Regions from separate parts of the Mus musculus genome. Here region 2 is linked to region 1. The links are chromatin loops, found by intact Hi-C in ENCODE. Cell type or tissue: gastrocnemius. All regions are shown on one strand. Each heading gives the region's core, and the rest is flanking DNA. Links, peaks and the distances in the headings are about the cores only.

Region 1 (2,921 bases), core at 208-2,707:
GGCAGGCGAGTAATGAGGGTTCTTCTAGGGAAGGCTCTGCAGGCACAAGGTGGGTAGGCATATGATGGCAGTTTAGATGTGGGGAACGGACAGGTACAGGCTTAACAGGCACTCAGACACACATAGGTAGGTGCTTAAAAACCTGAACATCAACTTTAACGATGTGGGAATCCAGACAACGTTTGGGCCCACGCAAGGCAAACTAAAAGTCAGTTGTGGTGCCTCAAGGTACGCTGGGCTTCCTGAAAGAGGCCAGGATCCCCAAGGTTCTAACTATAAAGAAAAGAGACAGTGTGTTCTTCAACACCCGTCGTGGTAGCTATACCATGGTGGGTCACTGAGCAGCTGGCCTCGAACACTGTGGCAACAAGAATGGAAGCATAGCTTTGGTGGGGCTTTTCTGAGAAGCTAGGCTCTGTGGCAGATACAGTTCAATGATAATTTTTCAGTACTGTGCTGTAAAAAGATTCAGGGAAACAATATGATAAAGAGAAATAGAGCAAAGCTGGATACTGACTCCCGTCCTTTTCAGTCAGGAAACGTCTCTCTGTGAGCCTGGGAAAGCATGTCCTCACCTGTCCTCCAACACTGACCCAGGCAAGTAGCAGTAGAGATTAGCAATTATGTGCAATAAATATTATATATAATATGTAGTATACTGTATATATGTATCATTACATATTGTGCATATACTTATGTATACTTCCTGGTACACAGGGAATATGTTTTAAATGATAGGCTAGCTCCCATTTTATGGCTCAGAGAACTGAAAGTAAAAAACTCCCTCAAGTTCTCCCAGACAATAAATGGAGGAACTTGGACTTTCCACTCAGAAGGTAGCTCCCTCCCTCTGAGTTCAGCCCAGGAAATCTCTCTCTCTCAGCAAGTTACTCATGGCTGCAGCTGACACCAGAGCAGAGGCAGTGTTAGCCTGGATTCTGCGATTTGCTCAGAGTTCTCTGAACCAACACATTAATGGTTTTTTATCCCTTTTGGGGAGAGGATGATTTTCAGTCCAGTATTTGTCTCCTGCATGACTCCCACAGCTCTTACACTGTTATATATATATGTATACATATATATATATACACATACATACATATATATATATATACATACATACATATATATGCCATATATATGCCATATATATGCCATATATATACATACATATCTATATCTATACCATATATATGAAATGATAATTACATAATTCCCCTCCTCCCTTTCCTCCTTCCAACTTTGTACATGTATCTCCCCATGCCTCCCTCTCCCTCTCCTTCTCCTTCTTCCTCTCTTTCTCCCTCTCCCTCTCTCAAATTCAAGATCTATCCCTAAATACATAAATACAACATGCTTAGTCCATTTAATGTTACCTGTATGTACAATCAGCCCTGAGATCATATACATGCAGGGAACATCTTAAAGTGGTTTTACAGTCAGAAGGAGAATTCAGGAGTGAAGCTCCACCATCTGACTAGATTGCTGCTGTCCTTCCCAGTTATTTCTTGCTTCCACCTAGTGGTTAAAAGTTGCAAAAGCAAGCATACCAAAAAAAAAAAATCAAAAAAACAAAACACAACAGGGTGTGGGCAAGGGCACAGATGGATTCCGGTGCCTGTGCCTCTGGGCTTTTTCTGCGTGCAGCTTTTTTTTTTTTTTTTTTTTTTTTTGCCTTTTTGACTTCCACTAAGTTCCCCCAGTGAAAAAACTCCCCAGATGAGGTGCTCTTTCCTGGAACTGAAAACCAGCCTAATCCCGGATGCTTCCCTGTGGCTGAGCTCATGAGGAAATCAGGCGTGCTTTTCAGCAGATATTTCTTTAAAAGTCCTAACAGCCTCAGTGGATGCTGCTCCCTTCTCTATGGGAACAGGCATCAAAGAGACAGGAGTAAAGTGCTTTGCACGCACATCAGGAACTAATTGCCAATTTGGCAAATGCATTGACTAATGTCACGCACTGTTATTTCTAAATCCTCTCCTGTCCTTGACCCCCAGTATCTAGATGTAAACTTGGAACCATTAGTGAAGAAGGATAAAGTCTTCTGGTGCCTCAAATGGAATTGAGAGGGATTTAAACTCAGCGCTTTTGAGCGTGGTGAAATGAACTCAGCAGTACCTTAATGCTAGGATTTGAGCTCACCCAGCGTGAGAGCTTTCAAAAACTGTGTTTAAGGAAGCAAACAGAGCCCGGCAGACCCTTTCAGGGGAGCAAACAGGGCTGGACCGAACAGTCAGTGACACATTAAAAACCACAACTGCGCTGTGATCATGTGGGCAGAAGAAAAAGTTCCTCTTTATCACAAGATCTTTGCATCTAATGAGACGGTGCCTGGACTGCCTCCAGAGAAGCAGGCCTCCGTATATGTTAACAGAGACACGTCTAAATATTTAGCTGATTCCCTGAAAAGCCCTATGTGATTTTGAAGCAAACAGGTCTCCAAGGTAAGACCTTGTCGTCTGTTGCCATTGAAAATCTAGACAAAAAGGGGACTTGGAAAAGAAAAATTAAATATATATATATATATATATATATATATATATATATATATATATATATATATATATATATATATATATATATATATCGTGATCAAAAGCATGAATGCTACCATTTCATTTTCTCTCAGAATGAACTATATTTTAATGCCCTTCAAGGGCTTAGGACAAACACCACAGCAGTTGTTACATTGTCTCAACTGAGTCTGTTTCTCTTCTCTGGTAGGCTTTCTGTCTGGATAGGGAAACCCGCACTGTGTGGGTGGGCATAGCCTCTGTTTAGTTGGCCTCAGAATGCCTGAGGTTCCAATGACTCTGAGTGCATTTTCTTGTGAATGGAGGGAGGAGGTACCAAGGCTGGGGGAACTTTGTAAAAACATCTAAAGGCTTCTGTTGCTCAAATTCACACTACTGTCTCTCGGT
Region 2 (2,921 bases), core at 180-2,679, 270 kb before region 1:
CACAGATTCCAGGAGATCACAGATCTCAGGTTGCCTCGGATGATTTTGACTTTCTGAGCCTTTCTTTCCGAGGGCTGATATTGCAGGTGTGTGACCGTGCCTGGGTTTTATGTGGTCCCAGGGATAGAATGCAGGGCCATGTGCATTCTAAGATAGACCTCAACCAGCTGAACTACAGCCCCAAGCCCTAGTCATCTGTGCCTCTGTGTGTGTGTGTGTGTGTGTGTGCGCGCGTATGCGTGTGCGTGTGTGTGTGTGTGTGTGTGCGCGCGTATGCGTGTGCGTGTGTGTGTGTGTGTGTGTGTGTGTGTGTGTGTGTGTGTATAAGAGTATTCCGGATCAGACCCAGGGCCTTGCCTATGGTAGTCAAGCCCTGCCACTAAACTATAGCTCATATTCTTGCCTACTACTATTATTTTAATATGATTTGGTCTTTTGATTATGTTTCTAACTCTCTATGTTTTCTTTTTAAAAATGAAATGCAATCCTCACCGAGGATCGACAGTATTATTAACGTTAATGAAATGATTGCATATTTTTCTTTTTTACTTTCTCCTCTCTCACTGCACGGATGTATTAATATCTCCTTCTGAAACTTCCATTTACAATTTTAAGATTCTTTTTAGGTGCTGGGCACCTCACCCAACCTCAAGCCTCTCCCCAGAGGCCTTGGGGAAGAGGAAAGGCGAGAGCCTGCGATTGATGTCAGCGACCCGCAGAGGGAAGAGCAGTCCTGGACTCTGAAGGCAGCCCAGAAACTAATTTCTCTTAATCAGTTGTAGGGCCCCAGGAGGACCCACAAGGCAGAGGGGGAAATAAATCTGAAGGAGAAAACCAAATTCTATGAGGGGCTGGAAAGACCTGTATTTTCAAAAGGGCACCATACCTTTAGGACTTAAGCGCTGGCAGGGCCCCATCCCTGCGCAGCTATTAATATGCAAAAAATGCCTTCATAAATACTTGATTCTGCTCACAGTGGGGAGGCCGTTCATTTGAAAGGGGAAATGGGAGCTTGGAGTTGAAACACGTCTGCTTGTCTTCTTTCTCTTTTTTCATCGCTCTTTTCATCTCCACGCAACTCCCCTTGTAGTCTTCTTCCCCCTATTTCTCTGACTTCTCCCCACTTCTAACTCCAAGGAAGTTGCTGATGGCAGCTGCGGCGCTTTTTTTTTTTTTTTTTTTAAACTGATGGACTTGGCTCTGAGGCCCGGAACCTCCGGCTAGGTGTAGAAGGGGTGCCTAAGGGCCTTTACTTGAAAGTGGAACTGGGAGGCTAGAGCCCCTCACCCTTTCGGCTTTGGCCTTAGCGACGCGGCCACTGAAGACTCAGAGCAGAGGTTTTCAGTACTACCGGGAGGGGGCGCACGGGGGCAGCCTCCGGACCCCAGAGCTGAACTTGGACAGCAATACCAGACTTTCTTTCCCTCATACTTCCCAGCCTAGGTATGTGACTTCTCAAAGGTCTGTTGTTTCCAAAAGGTTCCACCTTTGGGATTCTCACTGTGACTTAAACCAAACCAAGCCAAACCAAACCAAACCTCCACCACCAACAACAAAACTAGACAAATGTATTATGTGTGAGTGACCTTACATGACCAGACCCTAAAGGATGGAGGGACGAGCTGAGTCAGTAGGGATTAAAAGAAAAGAAAGACGGGCTTAATTGCTGCTGCTACTACTGTTGCTGCAAGCCTGCTTTGTGCTTCAGAGCAAGAAAGGTCCTAGGTCCTAGAGAGGCAGGGAGGCCACTGGTTGGGCCAGTGGCCCATCAAGGTGGGTAAACTGAAGTCTGTTGGGTAGAAATTTGTTTCTAAAGCCTTTCCAGATGCTTTATGGTAAACATAAAATTAGTCATTTATGTGGAGTAGGTTGAGGAAGTAGTTAAAATCCGAGGCAGTGATTAACCTAATAAAGTGCCCTGAGCCTCAAGAAGGGGGAGGGGTGAGAGAGGCAGGAGGAAGTCCTTTGTACCCTACACCCCATTTTTCCTGGCTTGGGGACTGGTGGGGCTCCCTAGACTTTTCCTCATAAGGCTTTTCCCCTCGGGGTTCCTTTTCAAAGGCAGGCAGGCTATGGTAACACCAACCAACCAAGAAGCTCAGATGGGAACCTTTCTCCATTTGCAAAGGAGGTACAAGATATTTCCAGAGTTTGTGAACTTACCAAGGCCTTGCAGATGAACCAGGCTTGGAGCTTAAGATCCAAAGTTCAGTCTGACTGCAAAGTTCATAATTTAGTCTATAGTTAACTTGTCATGGCTGGGTCACTCTTTGAAGGGTCCTCCAGTAGAGCCATAGGGATACATGAGTTTGGACCATGCAGGGAGTATTGGTATGGCCTTTGGAGCTATGGGATTTCCAAAATATATTGTATTTTCTTAGTCACAACTCTGTAATTATTATTGCTATTGTTATTACTTAAGGTCTTCGGATCCTTTATGAAAAGTGTCTTCAATGGAGGCAAACCACACACACACACACACACAAACACACACACAGACAGACAGACAGACACACATAGTATGTGTGTGTCTGTGTTGTTTCTGAGGTTCTTCAGTAGTGGAGAAGTGGCTTAGATATGCTTTTCTTCAATGGAGGCCTGACTTGGGCCTGGTGTTTTAACCTGAAAGGTCAGTTCAAATATTGTGCAAACAGACTCATTTCTGCTCTGATTGTAAGGAAGTGCTGGGGAAAAGAGGGAAGGCCAGAAGCAGCAAGAAGTTGGAGATAAGAGGCTTGGCGAGCCTGCCCTGGAGGCTGTCTGAGAGCGGAGGGACCTAGGCAACCCCTGGAGCAGTGGTATAGCATCTGCCTCAGGAGTTCCCAGTCCCTGGATCCAGCTCTAGGAATTCCCTACTAGCTTCTCTTGAGAGACTGAAGACACTGTCACCCTCAGAGCTTCAGACAGAGGACCGCTTATCA

What was found. Peaks named below come from ENCODE experiments on the same cell type or tissue, not always from the same donor. Only the 100,000 strongest peaks of a DNase experiment are listed, where the experiment ranks them.
Region 2: a loop joins it to region 1, with 3 times the contacts of the local background. A loop is called at or near these places in 25 of 42 quality-filtered maps.

The regions. Positions count from the first base shown.
Region 1 is chr1:59,315,518-59,318,438 of GRCm38, reverse strand. All of the region lies in intron 10 of Cdk15 (cyclin-dependent kinase 15), which reads right to left. Among named protein-coding and RNA genes, the nearest start is that of Gm51625, 51 kb to the left of the region's middle. In gastrocnemius, for the core only: a CTCF peak has its summit at 1,518 (motif pointing left); DNase peaks (open chromatin) are centred at 1,671 and 2,267; H3K4me3 peaks cover 568 bases; H3K27ac peaks cover 824 bases.
Region 2 is chr1:59,583,269-59,586,189 of GRCm38, reverse strand. All of the region lies in intron 10 of Gm973 (predicted gene 973), which reads right to left. Among named protein-coding and RNA genes, the nearest start is that of Gm39648, 11 kb to the left of the region's middle. In gastrocnemius, for the core only: a CTCF peak has its summit at 1,352 (motif pointing right); a DNase peak (open chromatin) is centred at 1,354; H3K4me3 peaks cover 323 bases; H3K27ac peaks cover 729 bases.